Regions from separate parts of the Homo sapiens genome. Here region 1 is linked to region 2. A link is an interaction called in ENCODE POLR2A ChIA-PET data of the cell type or tissue named here. Cell type or tissue: OCI-LY7. All regions are shown on one strand.

The links. ChIA-PET counts read pairs that join two places held together with the same protein. Peaks named below come from ENCODE experiments on the same cell type or tissue, not always from the same donor. Only the 100,000 strongest peaks of a DNase experiment are listed, where the experiment ranks them.
Region 1: POLR2A ChIA-PET joins it to region 2 with 5 read pairs; 3 of 35 experiments call an interaction of 5 or more read pairs at or near these places.

The regions. Positions count from the first base shown.
Region 1 is chr13:91,055,482-91,063,481 of GRCh38, forward strand. No RefSeq gene overlaps it. Among named protein-coding and RNA genes, the nearest start is that of LINC00380, 32 kb to the right of the region's middle. In OCI-LY7, no CTCF peak of the experiment used is centred here; DNase peaks (open chromatin) are centred at 910 and 1,449.
Region 2 is chr13:90,965,465-90,973,464 of GRCh38, forward strand. No RefSeq gene overlaps it. Among named protein-coding and RNA genes, the nearest start is that of LINC00410, 43 kb to the left of the region's middle. In OCI-LY7, no CTCF peak of the experiment used is centred here; a DNase peak (open chromatin) is centred at 3,257.

The DNA of each region.
Region 1 (8,000 bases), 90 kb after region 2:
ATGACTTGAAACCAATGTTGACTGTTTTAATTGAATTAATGGTATCAAATCAAACACTTAGGTTTGGGCACTGATTCCTGACTATTTTCAGAGACTCTTATTTATTGGAAATTGACAGACCCCAGGCAGGATTCAAGCTAACCAGTGGTCCCAGACCTTATACTTCTAAGTGGGAACTGCATAATAACAATCTAAAATATATAACATATAGAAACAAATCTGGGACAAAGTCTAAGGAAACTGTTAGAGGAAGCTGAAAAAATGGTAAAGAAACTGTTCCAGAAAGCTGAAAAAATGAACACTTATATTATCTACTGGTAAAACAATTAGTAAAACTGCCTTATGTGATAACATAGAAGACAGACGCACTAATGAGCTATTGGACTTGGCAAATAAATCACCAGGCAAGATATTAAAAATACGGTTGTATTTATCTGTGTATTATAAAGTAATACAAGAAAGAGATAAGTTCAAGGATCAGGGTGTGAGGAGTGGGAATGCCCAATTTGAAACTAGAATTTCGAGTAAATAGAGGGGCAAAATTGGCACTACAAAATAGAACTGTCTTTTATTTCCAATCCTAAGCCAAGAAAAAAATTCTCAAAGAACTGAACTCAGGAAATAGACCAAAGCAAGGGTGTAGCTGTAGGTCCTCCATCAAGATTAAGGCAGCAACTAGAGAAAAAGAAAAAAAAAAAGATTTCTAAGAATCTTGAGAGTATTGTTCCATAGCAGCCTGTTCCTCCCAAAGTAGTGTGATTAAGTATAGAAAAATACAAACACCTACAAGAGAACTATGCATTTTAGCAAAACACATGAAATAAATTCAAATGCAAAAACTACCCACAGAGGTTTTAGTTGTATTGCAAAAAGCACTGCCAAACTGATTAAATGAGAGCAGTGATATGAAATGCAAAACAACTCAGGGTGCCAACTTTGTAAAAAGAGGAACCAGGCTAAAAAAGCTACTTCCCACCAAAAAAAAAAAAAAAAAAAAAAAAAAAAAAAAAAAAAAAAAAAAAAAAAAAACACCATGGTTTTTCAAAGAGTAGAAAGAAGAGAATAGAAGAGACAAGACACCTCAGAGGGCAGAGCCAAAGTCATAAGGAAAAACAGACTGGAAATCCACTCTCAAGGAGCAGAACTGAGTCCTCATCAAGGAACATTTTCTGACTCCAGAGGGATTTTGGAATACCATTGTTTACAAAGGACTATGAGATCCTCCGAGGAAAAAGGGACGGGTTTTTTTTTTTATTTTATTAAAAAGTAATATGTAGATTGGGGAGATACAGCCTCTGATGTAAAACAAAAGCAAACCCTGAGGAGGAGACAGGGAGTAGGAGATACTAAAGGCAAACACCTCAGGCAGGGGAGGGCAATAGAAGAACGAGAGTCTTGATTGGATGACCTTTAAGCCCAAAGTCACCAGTCTCTCTTAGTTGTCTGGTTCTAGATGTTCTGTTGGTGGTCAGCTGGGGAATTTTCAGCTGTGGTCTATCTTAGCACTGACAGGAACTAGTAACTACTTTGGCTTGACTGTAGGAAATGAGGTTCTGAGACACTTTTACAGTAACTTTCTGAGAACAAAGGACACGACTGCTCTCTCACTCTGTCATGGCTGCCTCTTTCTGTTTTAACTTTGAGACCCTGATTAGCCACAGGAGTTCATTTTGTCTGTCCAGAGGCATATGTGGACATCTCCCCAGCTTTTGGTCAAAACCTGCTCTAGGCAGTGTTCATAACCAGCTTAAACTTTTGTCTCATATCATCAGAGTGGTGTGGCTGTCTCTTCTGGATCTATCTGTTTTCTTAGTGGGACTCATGTAGCTGAGCGACTCATGGCCAATTTGAACAACTTGGGCCAAGCAGGGTGAAATAGTAGGCAGGCTGGCCAGGTGCAGTGGCTCACGCCTGTAATCCCAGCACTTTAGGAGGCCGATCATTTGAGGTCAGGAGTTTGAGACCAGCCTGGCCAAAATGGCTAAACCTCATCTCTACTAAAAATACAAAAAAAAAAAAAAAAAATTAGCCAGGTGTGGTGGCACAGGCCTGTAATCCCAGCTACTCAGGAGGCTGAGGCATGATAATCGCTTGAACCCAGGGTGCAGAGGTTGCAGTGAGCTGAGATTGCACCACTGCACTGCAGCCTGGGACTCTGTCAAAAAAAAAAAAAGGAAGAAAGAAGGGAAGGGAAAGGGAAAGGAAAAGGAAAAGGGAAAGGAAAGGAAAGGAAAGGAAAGGAAAGGAAAGGAAAGGAAAGGAAAGGAAAGAAAGGGAAGGAAAGGAAAGGAAAGGAAAGGGAAGGAAAGGAAAGGAAAGGGAAGGGAAGGGAAGGGAAGTAAATAGGCAGGCATTTTTTATCTTCGTCAGATCTTTAGAGATATTTATCAGTGTCTCTTATTGATGTTTGATGGTACCAGTTAAGTCTCTGGACAAGACCTGGAAGTGTCTTGTAATTAAAATCTGGGTTGGAGAACTGATAACATATTTGTTACAGCAGGTAAGAACAATTTTAAAGAGGAGCTAGGCATCTAGAAATGACACAGATATTCTATGATTAACTATTACTTAATTTAATATAGCATCACTTTAAGAGTTTAAATAACTGACAAGAATTTCAAAACTGTGACGCAGATATTCTTTTTCGTGTTTTTTTTTCTATTTTCCTGGGTTTTAAGTTCCCATGGGGCATCCAAGGGTGGCTATGAAGGACAGGGCCTAAGTCCTGAATTTGCATACCAGACATAGAGCTCAGGACCAAGGACAGAGCTGTGAAAGCAATGTCAGGAGGATCTAACCTGTCCACAAGTGGCCAGGAGTGAAAGCTGTGCCAGGAAGGATGGGGCCATATTAGACTTGGCTTTGTCTTGTAGCTTGTGTTTCAGGCACTAGGAACATGTCCCTAGGCCTCACCATGGCACCTTACCCAGACCCCAGATTCTAGAGGCTCAAAGTCAAACACAAGCTCATAGCAACATATGTGTAAGGCTTTGAGGAAGCCCAGTAGCCAGTCCTTACAGCTTTAACTCACAGACAAATAAAGCAATTATCAAAAATACTACAGAAGTGACAGTTATGATTCTAAGACATCTAGGAGAAACAGCCTAAACCTTTCTGAAAAGTAGGCCCAGGCAAAAATGTCTGAATTCTATTCAATATGACAATTCTGAAGACATTATAATTTTATTTTGGCAACAACTTTAAACTAGTTTTATTTACCAAAGATTACTAAAGTCACATGAGCTAAAACGCATTGAGTTAGTTTTTAAATTTTTTGGTAAAATATTTTATTTATGTGCTTATTTTAAGCCAATTAATTAGAGGTTTTAAAATGTATTTTGGTATGGAAATACTACATATACATAACACATAAAAACATATAGAGATAGAGAAATGAACATAGAAATAGATGTTATAGCTTTATAAGATTTTCTTATCATGTCTCAATATTTTTGTCTACCAGACTATCAAGCCCTAGACAATTGTTAGCTAGGCAATCTGAAATTTTTACTTAAACACATACACAAATATTCATTGTGGCACTATTCACAATAGCAAAGACATGGAATGCTCATCAATGACAGATTGGATAAAGAAAATGTGGTACATATACACTATGGAATACTATGCAGCCATAAAAAATAAGATCATATCTTTTGTGGGAATATGGATGGAGCTGGAGGCTATTAACTTTAACAAACTAATGCAGGAACAGAAAACCAAATACTGCATGTCCTCACTTAAAAGTGGGAGCTAAATTATAAGAAATTTAGAACACAAGGAAGGAAACAACAGACACTGGAGCCTACTTAAGTTTGAAGGGTGAGAGGAGAGAGAAGCAGAAAAGATAAGGTACTTGCCTTAATACCTGGGTGATGAAATAATCTGTACGACAAACCCCATGACACAAGTTAACCTATGTAACAAACCTTCACATGTACCCCCAAACCTAAAATAAAAGGGTATTTTTTTGTTTTTAAATGAGATCAATTTAAAAATCTAAAAAAAAAATCCCAGCATTCCACTCAGTTCTAATTTAAATTTTCTATAAGTCATTACGAGGTTATGAAGATTAAATAATATCAAATGCTTATGTGATACTGACTAGTGTGCACCCATTGCTCTAACTGCCTTACATATTTATATTTGTTTCATCTTCACTGCAACTCTGTGGGGCAGTTTCTCCTACTGCTTTCATTTATTTGATTGTTGAGCAACTGTATACAACACAGGGCTAGTATCTTGTCTCAGAAAAAAAATGAGATTGCATTCTAGTCAGTCTGCCTCTCATTGAATAAAATAATAGCTTGAAAATTAAACTTGCACCACTGACACACACAAAAAAAACAAGACATGACTTTTAGGTTAAAATTTACATTTCAGAGACAGAACTTAGATATAAACACCATTATTTGCTGAGACAAGAGAAAGGCTTAACCATAATGCCCAGTCAAAATAAGATTGTCAGGAAAAGTATCTCAGACTAAGGTAAGGTTTTTATGTAGATTTTAAGCCAATGTCTTTTTTATCATAAAAGTCTGTAGAGGCTTATGTGTATAAATGGAGCTTTTTAATAGATGTAATTTTTTTTTACAACAAGTTTTAAAATTGTCAGCTAAATTTTAAAGTACCTTTGAGAGTAATCTAATTAGATAGGTAGTCTTTTTAACTTAGCTTTGTTTTTTTTTTTAATTAGATTACTGGCTTCAGGGTAGAGTTCTTTAATAGGGCAAAGAAAGTATTTTCAGTTTTCAGGTCCTAATATTTAAGGAAGGCAGTGTATCTAGATCTTTAAAAACCAAGGATCTCATTTTTAGACTGAATTCCAGTCCCTGAGAAGAGAAAAATGCCATGAGAATGGATCGTACCCAGTTTTACAGTGTACCTCACTGTAAAGACATTCCCCGAGGCCGCTGGTGACCCAACAACAGTCAGCCCACTCTATGATCAGCCCACCCCCCATGGGATTCTTATTTCTCGGTGGTGACCACCCTCATAGCCTCTAAGTGTTCAAACCTGTCTTTTTATCTAAACATGCAAAGAAATTGTATTAACAACCATATATTGTAACCACTGTCAACTACCTCTAAATCTGTAGCCCTTGCCAATGACCCATTAGTGGTTGTTTTCATAGTAGAAAGTAATCTCTAGTACCCCTAAAAGCTAAAGAGATGAGGCAACATAATGTAAAAGAAAGCAGATCTTTAGACTTGTAAATCACCTCTCCGCTACTCCTTAGGCTCCACAAGAAGACAGAAGGCCCCAAAAAGGGGATGAGTGGTGCCTTTTTTATGTTTCTTAAATAGTCTGAGCTACTAGAAGTCTCCTCTAGATGTCTTTATGTGGTGCCAAAGACAGTAAATAGGAAAGAGGATCTTGATTATCAGCTTCTAGTTAAGCTGACCTCTAACCATAAGGTTGTTTTAAAAAAAACTTTTTAAATTTTTTATTATTGGATTTTAGCTGGAACAAACAGCTGATATTCCTGACTTGCGGATTTTTTTTAACCAGAGTTACCTTTCCAAGTGACTTCTAAAAACAATAAGGCTTAACCAGGGTTATGACTTAATCAAGGACACATAAAGTATCTCTAAAGAGGTGGAAATAAGTCCTCACAAGATTCAGAACCACCTCAAAGATAACTCAAAGAAAGTAAAGATTCCTTAAATGGACTACAACTCACATTTCTGTCTGGCCTTATATTTTAGGATCTCAGTTCTTCAGCTGAGCCCCTATGCATGAAGGCCCAAAAGCTCTGTAAACCCTGCAGAGAAAAAAAAAAAAAAAAGACAAGAAACTAAAAGCTGTCTATAAAGGGAAAAGGGTAAATAACAAAAAGGTACCCCAGAAGGTTAACAGTCTTATAAATAATTTAAAACAAATGGGATCAATTCCCTGACCTAGAATCAAACCTGTACCACAGTCATGTAAGCACAGAATCTTAGTCACTAGAAAACAGGATTTTTTTTTTTTTGAGACAGTCTCACTCTGTCACCCAGGCTGGAGTGCTGTAGCATGATCTCAGCTCACTTCAACCTCCGCCTCCCGGGTTCAAGAAATTCTCCTGTCTCAGCCTCCCGATTAGCTGGGACTACAGGTGCATGCCACCACACCCAGCTAATTTTTTCTATTTTTAGTAGAGACGGGATTTCACCATGTTAGCAAAGATGATCTCAATCTCCTGACCTCGTGATCCACCTGCCTCGGCCTCCCAAAGTGCTGGGCTTACAGGCGTGAGCCACCGCGACCAGCCAGGGTGTTTTTTAAGAAATCTTGTAGGGGATCCAAAGCAGGCAATTTGAGAAAGAGATGTTTCCTTGAGAGGTCATAAAAGAGGCAATTCCAAGGATACACACACACACACACACACACACACACACACACACACACAAAATATACTCTCAGAAATAGGTCGAGATAGCTAAAGACTCTTGTCACCACGGACAACAGTTAAGGATCATGTCTGTGAATATGCTGTCTCTGGTGACCCAAACATTTGTAGGAGGCCACCAGTTAAAGACCTGTTCATCTGTGATGCCAAGAAGGCCCTCCTGAGATTGGACTTTCCCATGACTTACCAGGTAGCAAGAGTTGAGATGACAAAAATTCCCTGAGAATGGGATATCTTTAGACAAACTCCCTTGAGAGCAAAAAAATGTAGATTAGAACTGTAAAACTGACCAGGCTGCAGAGCCAGCTAGAGCAATGAACTTACAGGGGTTTTAGGTCCATGTTCTACCCTCTGGTACCCTTCTTTAGGACAGAACAACACCGAAAGACAAAAATAAAGGAAAAGACAATTTTGGGAAGGAAAAGGAATCAAGTAATATGAATATTTATAAGAAAAAATACTAAAAGCACACCAGAGTTGCTACACCCAAGACCAGTCACAATAATCCTTTCTTTCTCATGAATCAAGATTTTGCAGGCCAGGCACGGTGGCTCATGTCTATAATCCCAGCATTCTGAGAGACCAAGAAGGGCAGATCACCTGAAGTAAGGAGTTCAAGACCAGTCTAGCAAACATAGTGAAACCCGATCTCTACTAAAAATACAAAAAAATTAGCCAGGTGAGTGGCACGTCCATGTAATTCCAGATACTCAGGAGGCTGAGGCAGGAGAATTGCTTAAACCCAGGAGGCAGAGGTTGCAATGAGCCAAGATCGGGCCACTGCACTCCAGGCTAGGCAACAGAGTGAGACTTGGTCAAAAAAAAAAAAAACAGTTTTGCAGAGGAGACAGTGATTTTTTTTTAATCATAAATAATCTTTACCTTTCTGTTGGCTTCTCAAGTCCTGGCTTCTAGAAAAGCAGAGTGTCTTTGGTGTCTTGCTTACTGTGTCAAAGCTGCAGGGCCCAAAGGAAGGCTTTCCTTTTGCCCTCTGAAGTTTTGTTGATAAATTAAGTCACAAAGGAGGTGAATAGAAGAAATGGTATAGGAATGTATTAATGTGCTCTTGAGAGAGAACCACAGAGTAATTACCTGCTTCTTGAAAAATGAAAAGTCTCGTGGAAAATATCTTACCCCTTCATCAAGGAGTGAGAACAACTAGCTGAATGAAACAGGACTGTCAACCACGTGGAAGGCTCAAGACTCCAGAGAGACTCACCCAGGCGTAACTGTGGAGGAGCCGGAAGGCCTCAAGGGCTGGTGTTGGTACCAAGGGGCCAGGTCCCTGCAATGTTCCAGACAGAGAAGGTTATGGTGAGAAGGGAAAAGTGGAGGCAGAATATGAGTAGGGGGCGGGGAAATACAGGGATTACAGGGATTCCTGTTTTAGGATCTAAAAGCCTTTTTTATTTTATTTTATTTTATTTTATTATTTTATTTTGAGACAGAGTTTCACTCTGTTGCCCAGGCTGGAGTGCAGTGGTATGATCTTGGCTCACTGTAACCTCCACCTCCCGGGTTCAAGCAATTCTCCTGCCTCAGCCTCCCGAGTAGCTGGGATTACAGGCATGTGCCACCATGCCCAGCTAATTTTTGTATTTTTAGTAGA
Region 2 (8,000 bases):
GCTGTGAGTAAAAAGCTATCAAACAGCATTATATGCTATATACGAATCCTTCATGAGAGGAAGAATCAATAAATGCAGCAAACTTCATTGTTGTCTTATATTAAGAAATTACCACAATCATCACCCTGGTCAGTCAGCAATCATCAACACTGATGCAAGACCCTACACCAGCAAAAGATTACAATTCACTTAAGGCCCAGATGATTGTTTGCATTTTTCATCAATAACATTTTAAATTATGTTATGTACATTTCTTATTTAGAGATAATGCTATTACACACTGAATAGACTACAGTATAGTAAAAACATAACTTTTTTTTCTTTTTTTTTTTTGAGACAGAGTCTCGCACTGTCGCCCAGGCTGGAGTGCAATGGCGTGATCTCGGCTCACTGCAACCTCCGCCTCCTGGGTTCAAGCAATTCTTCTGCCTCAGCCTCCCAAGTAGCTGGGATTACAGGCACCCAACACCATGCCCAGCTAATTTTTTGTATTTTTAGTAGAGATGGGGTTTCATTGTGTTGGCCAAGCTGGTCTCGACCTCCTGACCTCGTGATCTGCCTGCCTCAGCCTCCCAATGTGCTGGGATTACAGGCATGAGCCACCACGCCCGACCCCAAAACATAACTTTTATACGCACTGGAAAACCAAACAATTCATATGACTCTCTTTGTTGTGGTATTCATTTTCTTGTGGTGGTCTGGAATGGAACCCACAATATCTTTGAAGTATGCTTGTATATTCCTTGACTACTATGAGATACCCAGCTACTCAAAAAGTACCTTAGCTATGCGATTGAAGATCTATATGACCAGTTTTACACTGGAATGTCCCTGACTCCTTTTAGAAATAAACACTGTGGGCCAGGCATGGTGGCTCAGGCCTGTAATCCCAGCACTTTAGGAGGCTGAGGCAGGAGGATTGCTTGAGGCCAGGAGTTCCAGGCCAGCCTAAGCAACATAAAAAATCCCTGTCTCTACAAAAAAACAATTAAAAATTATCCAGTGTAGTGGTGTGTGCCTATAGTCCCAGCTACTCAGTAGGCTAAGATGGGAGGATCCCTTGAGTCCAGGAGTTCGAGGCTGCAGTGAGCCATGATTGCACAGCTACACTCCAGCCTGGACAACAGAGTGAGACCCTGTCTCTTAAAAAAGAAAGAAGTGAACATTATGTTTTGTTGGTCTCACACCTGATTGCTATAGTTCTGTGCAACCTACCAGGTATCATAGGAAAATTCTGTTCTAGACTTTGCCTCAAAGAGGCAGCGCCTCTTCGTGAATATGTAGATGAAATAGTAGTGCTGTTGTTTCATGGTTCACCAATCTACTTGATGTGAAAAGATGAGGTGGGCTTGCTATGTGAGTTACCACATGGTAAAGCAAATCACACTGTGACAATGTGTATAAAGGTGGGACCCTTGAAGGCATAGGGAAAGGTGACCCCCACAGCTCAGCAAGCAAGGAACTACTCTGTGGGTTGTGAAAGGGAGTGAAAAGAAGAAAAGTTTGTTATCGTCATTTATCTCCCTGATGCCTTATACTTAGACATTTAGCCCATATCCTAAACTGATTAGAAATACGATCACTTTATTACATAATCATGAATATTACACGGTGATTGGCTCCATGTGTCTTGGTTATTTCCAACAGCACCATTTTTGCATGTTCAAAACATCAGCTAAAATCCCTGTTGGCCCGTAAGTTTTCTTCCTCAGCTTTGAGAGCGTGAATGTTCCCTGGAACAAATCATGAGATCACAGCCTAGGAACAAAGAAGCACAAAAAGGGCACGATGTACAACAATTACCACTCCCTTCCTAGTTTCCCCAACTGTTATGTTCACAATGCTCAGCCAACCACTAACAAGAAAGGAAAACCGTGGTACAGGAAGATAGAGTTTCTTCCTTTCTTTAGCGAGAAAATGACAGTTTCATTGACCTAAAATCACCTGCCAGCACATCTTGGACTTACTTCAGGGTCCTGAAGGTGGAAAGATTCAGAAGCAGTGCTAGTTCTTCATTTCTCTGAATAGAAATAAAAACACTCCAATTTTAGAAGATGAGAGGAGAGTAATACAGGAAACAATCTACTGTGTCTATTACCCAAGAAACACCTGACTCTGTCTCAGAAATAAAGTCACTGAAGTAAAGAGTTCTGTCACTATATTTTTTAAAAGATTGATTCCAATGTGAATTTTCTTCTTGTTCTTATCCTTTTATCTCTAGCATCATCTTCTAAAATGAGAGGCTCTTTTGACTCATAGTAAGTTAATAAGCTCTGTCTTGTGAGTCCATCTTATTTGCCACATTAATGCTCTTCATATTCATAAAAGGAAGTCAGTGAAAAGTATTCTTCTAGTCTCATATAAACAGAAGTGAGTCATGACCTCATATACTGAAGTATGAAATATGCAGAGCAAATTGCACTATGATAGTAATTTGGCTGAATTAACTTTGTTATTCTTTTTTTCTTGAGTTAATGACCATAAAGAGCTTGTCTGCAATAGTGATTGTTTCATATAAACATTAGATAGAAAAGTGTTCAGTAATGTTTTAAATGAACTTATAGATGTATATGACTACCATGTCCCAACATGAACATATTTCCATAGAAGTATATTTCAGACAATGTTATAAGATAAAGCTAATGGGAAGATATCATTTGCAGTTCAGAGAATCCATAATGGATATTGAAGAAATATATTTTGAACATATTGAAATTTCCTCTAAAGATACAATTTGTAGTAATTCAGCTAAAACACAATAATTAAAACTCTACGTGTTGGAGGGTGCTAGCTGATTATAAAACTAATTCCCTCTTCTTCCTGGGCCACAGCTAGATTAACTTTCCCCAGCTCACTTGAAATTAGATGTGGGCATGTGACTGACTTCTAATGGAGTGTGAGTAGAAATGGTGCATGCTTGCTCCCAGACTGGCCACAGAAATTTCCTGTGTGTTTATACTCTTCTTTCTGTTGCTTCTGAGAAGTGCAGAACCAGAAATTGAAGGAGCAGAGACATTGAATTACCATCAGGCTGGGGGCATGAAAATAAAGCAATGTCTTTTAGGATCCATGGCAAAAACCAGAGACTCCTCTAATATTTCTGTATGGAAAGAGATTTATTACAAGGAAGGTGATGCGTACAAACTAGTTAGAAGGATTGGGTGAACAGAAGTCATGGGGCTTCTATTAGATTTCAAGCTATACTACTGCCATTGTGAGAGATCAGAAAACTTCTGCTGCCACCCAGAGGTGAAAAAGCCTCCTGACATAGCTGCCAACTCCCCAAATGCCCACAGCCCCAAAGCCTGAAACCAGGCAGCAGAACACTGAACTCTACAATAGCAAAAATCAGTGTCTGCAGAAGTCTACTTACCAACTGCCACCACTGAGGGAGAAGAAAACACCTTTGCATCCTTTCACCTTACAAATCCTCCATAAGTACATCTCAGTGCAAAATCTAAATCAAACTTGAAACCTGCCAGTCAGGGAGTCAGAATCCGGGAAATACAGTTCCAAGGTTAGAACTGTAGAGAATGTTTCTCTTTATTGCAGAGGATAGATGCCAAAGCAAGTTGCTTGCACCAGTGACTACTTAGGCAGTAAATGTCAATATGTTATTTTGCTGTGGAAGAATATGATGTGCCAGTCATAGATATATAACAAACCCCGAGACTTTCATAAATAATTAGTAAGATTTAGGGGAGGAAAGGAGCTAAGGCTCTGCTTTTATTCAAGTGGGAGGCAATGAGCCAATATTATAAAGATGTTTGTTTGAATGAGACTATTCTTTTTTAGTCACATAAACACAAAACCTGGGGAGACTTTGATTACACACAGTGGGTTACAATGGACGCAGCTCCGTTCCTGTCTTTTCTGTGACTCAATGTTGAACACACACCTCTCTGTTACACATTTGGTACTAAGTCCTGATGGGATGAGTTTGTCTAGAGCAACGGTATTTAACCTTTCTTAGATGCTTGCTGGAAAGCTGGACAAATTCCTCTAGCTTCTGAAGAGAAAATATTAGTTTCCAGTGAGCTTAGGGAAAAGGCCCAGCAGAAGCTGCTGTGGAATAATAATGTCCATTTGAGTATATGAAAGAAGAAACAGACACGAAGTTCTAGAGAGCAGGCAAAGGCTGCAACCACTAATAATCAGTATTTCTTCTGTGTCCCCTATTCTTCTGAAAGGGCTTTCTTGTTCTGATTTAAAAGTCAGGCCAATAGTTTTCTTTGACATGGCATTTAGTGTGAGTAGTAATTCTCCTATTCAGTTTTACTATCTTTGAGGTAGTTACTCTTATATCTTCATTTTACAAGTGAGAAAACGGGCTTAGAAAGGTTAAATAGCTTGTCCAAGTACTCTATTTATGTGAGCTACAAATTACATTCTTCCTAGAAGTATAGAACTGAATTTATAAGCTCTTCCAACTCAGAAATTATAGAAAAGTATACTTAATGCCAGTATAATTTTTCTACAAAGTTTATCTAGCTATATCAAAGGATTATAACCTGCATTGATTTATTATTATATGATGATCAAACTTTATCAAGTTGAAATATGTAGAAAATAAAATTATTTCACAACTCCAATCTCGAAGTAAAAATCACTCAACAGTTTGAAATACAGAGGTAAATATGTATGTTTTAATTAACAGAATACTGAATATACACAGTTATGCCGCATTTCTCCTTTTGAAAAACAATCTCCTTTTGAACTGAATTGTTTCTTTTTTTCACTATCACAAATAATTTTGCAATTGGTTTTGAATTTTTTTCTAAGAAATCAGTTTATGCATAAAATAGTCATTGCCTTTTATGTTTAATATTTAATTATGATATATGCAAAAATAGGTAACTTTCTTACCCAAACTTCAGTAACAGGAGCAACATATTTGTAATTTAGTAACCAGACATTTGCCTGCATATAACCAGTAAGTTATCTCTTTTCCTGTTTGCCCCGAGAATACTCACCAGCAGCACATGCAGCTGCAGCATTTACCCCGAGATAACCTTACCACAAAATCTCTCGCTTTTATTATGATTTCCACATCTCTCTAGTATATTGACTTTGAAAACAAAAGACATTATTCTATTGGTAGCATTCTGGTTTTAGTAGTAGTGTTTCCATTTACAAAGTATGGTAATTCTCAACCGCTGAAAATGGCAAATCCTAGAAAACATAGCATTCTTGCGCATGATGTTAACATTGTTCTCGAACAGTTGTTGGTCGAAGATTTATTGGATGAATCCATTTTTTCCAAAATAGACTATTAAAGAGCATGTTTATGTAAAATTAAATGAGCTCTGGCAGCGGGCTGCACTGTCTTTTTCTAAACGGGAACATAAACTACAAAGTGCTATTTACCTTAATGACTCAGATAAGGCAAAAATCCCGGGGATGAACTACAGAAAAAGAGAAGGATTAAAAGTGAGAGAACTGAGGAAGTCATCTGTGTGCCTGATTACTTCTATGTCTTTACTCGACCAAATCCTTTCATTCAATTTGTTAGAAATATGATTTTAATTATTGCTCCTACTGAAAATAAACTTGTCTAATTACTTGAATAATTGTATAAATGTACCTATATGCATAAGTAGCAACATTATCATGGTCAATTTGTCCTATCTGGCAACAGTCAAACACATTTTCATGAATTAAATTTCTATAATAATTGCAGATACAGAAGAAAACATAGATCCAGTAAAATAGATCAATTAGGTGAAAAAATTTTCCAGAATAGACTAATGATAATATGATACTATGTATTATTTACTCCCAGAGAATTTTTCTATATCAATATTTTTATTACATCTAACAGATAATACAAGTTTCTGTCTTCTTCAGAGAATCATTTCCAGACCCTGTGCATACCCACAAGGTGCACAAATCTTAATAATTGCATGACTGAAGGCACACTGGCGTGAATTTGACAAATCTGTGAATTGTCAGAAGAAGCAGGACAGTTATGAGAGAGAGCATATGAGGATAAGCAAATACACAGTTGGATAGAAAAATGGTTAGATGATTAGATTAGATACATAGATAATAGATAGATGGATAGATAGGATAAATATATGGTATTTGAAATTGAATATTTGTATATTTCACACACTGTCATAAGGGCTTTGTGTAAATTACGCTTCTTAGCCTTTACGGTAATCCTATGAAGTGGGCATCTTAAATGAGATGTAATATTTGAGACTTTAAGCTGAATTGCAGATGATCTCACACTCAATAAATGACACATTCAGGATTCAAATGAATTTGAAAGCATAGACTCTCACTTATTCATGCAATACAATCCAGTCACCATTATGTGCCAGCACCATTCTAGGCATCACTGATAAAGTGGGAAATAAAACAGACCAAGTTTCTGCCATCCTATTTCTTATACTGTACTGAGGAGAAGAGACAAAAAATATATAAGTACATAATATATTAGGAGCTAATGGACATTGTGAAAAAAGTAAAATCAAAGTGAAGGAAAAGATCGAGTCAGGGAGTCTAAACACTGTTTTTTATAGGAAAGAAGATGTTTGAGCAGAGACCTGAATGGAGCCCAGCACTGCCATCAGGCTATCTGGATGAAGGACATTTCTTGCAAAAGAAAAAGCTCAAATATTCCCAGGTGGGTGTTTGCTGGATGTGTGAGAACAGTTGCAAGGAGATCAGCATTTGCTAAAGACGAATGAGTTGGGGTTGTTGCAGGAGGTGGTGAAGCAGCAAAGATATTAGGGAAAGACCACACAGATTTTCATTTGGGATTTTAGTCTAAGTGATATGGGGAGCCATTTGAGAACTATGGTGAAGAAGACGGCAGAGTCTACTACAGTGCTAATAGGCTAACTCTGGCTTCCATGGGGAGAGTTGTCAGTAGGGAGGAAAAAGAAGAGACCAATTAGGAGGGTGATTCTCAACCCCAAAAATCCAGTGCTTTTTTTAAATTAACAAACATAAATGCCCTTTTTTTAATCATTTTAAATAAATCTGAACTACCTACACAAATGATTACCAAAGTAAATCAAAATTTAACCTAGGCATGGTGGCTTACATCTGTAATCCCAACACCTTGGGAGGCCAAGATGGATCACTTGAGGCCAGAAATTCAAGACCACTCCTACCAATATAGTGAGAGTGTCTCTCTAAAAATTAAAAAAAAAATTATCAAAAATTGAAATTCCTATTTATAATACAAATGAGCAATAAATGAAAAACAATTTATTTTAAAAACCATTTATTTTGACATATGTCTTTTTCTGCAAAAAATACATTAAAAAACAGTAATGAGTGATCAGATTTTGACACTCATGTGTATGTGTACCAAAATTATGAAAGCTAAAAGAGCTGACCAATCCAGATGTCTTATACTGGCAACTCAAGGACAAAAAAACTGCATGGCCAATAATAATGTCATCGTCTGAAGTGATGAAAATAATCCTAGTAAAGTTTCAAACAACACTTAAACTTTTAATTTACACAGCAGTTATATTCCTGAAAAATCCTACGTATTTTAGCGGGGGAAACATGGGGCCAAGCTACTTTATGTTTGTAAGTAAAATAGAATGAGATTCTAGGCTCAGACATGACCAAGAATGCGAGGCACTTAAAAGTCAAGCAGAGTGAAGGATAATTATTTATTCTGGTGTACTTTCCTGTGCATCACTAGCCCCCACTGCTCGGTAAAGGATTAATATCTTCTTCAACCCCTCTAATCAATGAATACAGCCCCATAGGTTTTGAAAGTGCTTCCAGAAGAAGGTGTTACCCATTTTAGAATGACTGAGTCAGGAGACTAAAGCAAAGGACAAGTGAAAAGGGAATCACACTGAAGGTGGTGATCAGTGGCAGATTCAGGATATGAAGTCAGAATTTACCGGATTTGCCAGTGATTGGATGGGGGATGTGAAGGAAAGAATGGCATCAAGGATGATTCCACGTATTCCAGTTTGAGAAACTTGGAGGAAGGAGGTGCTATACAGAGACAAAAGCTTATGACT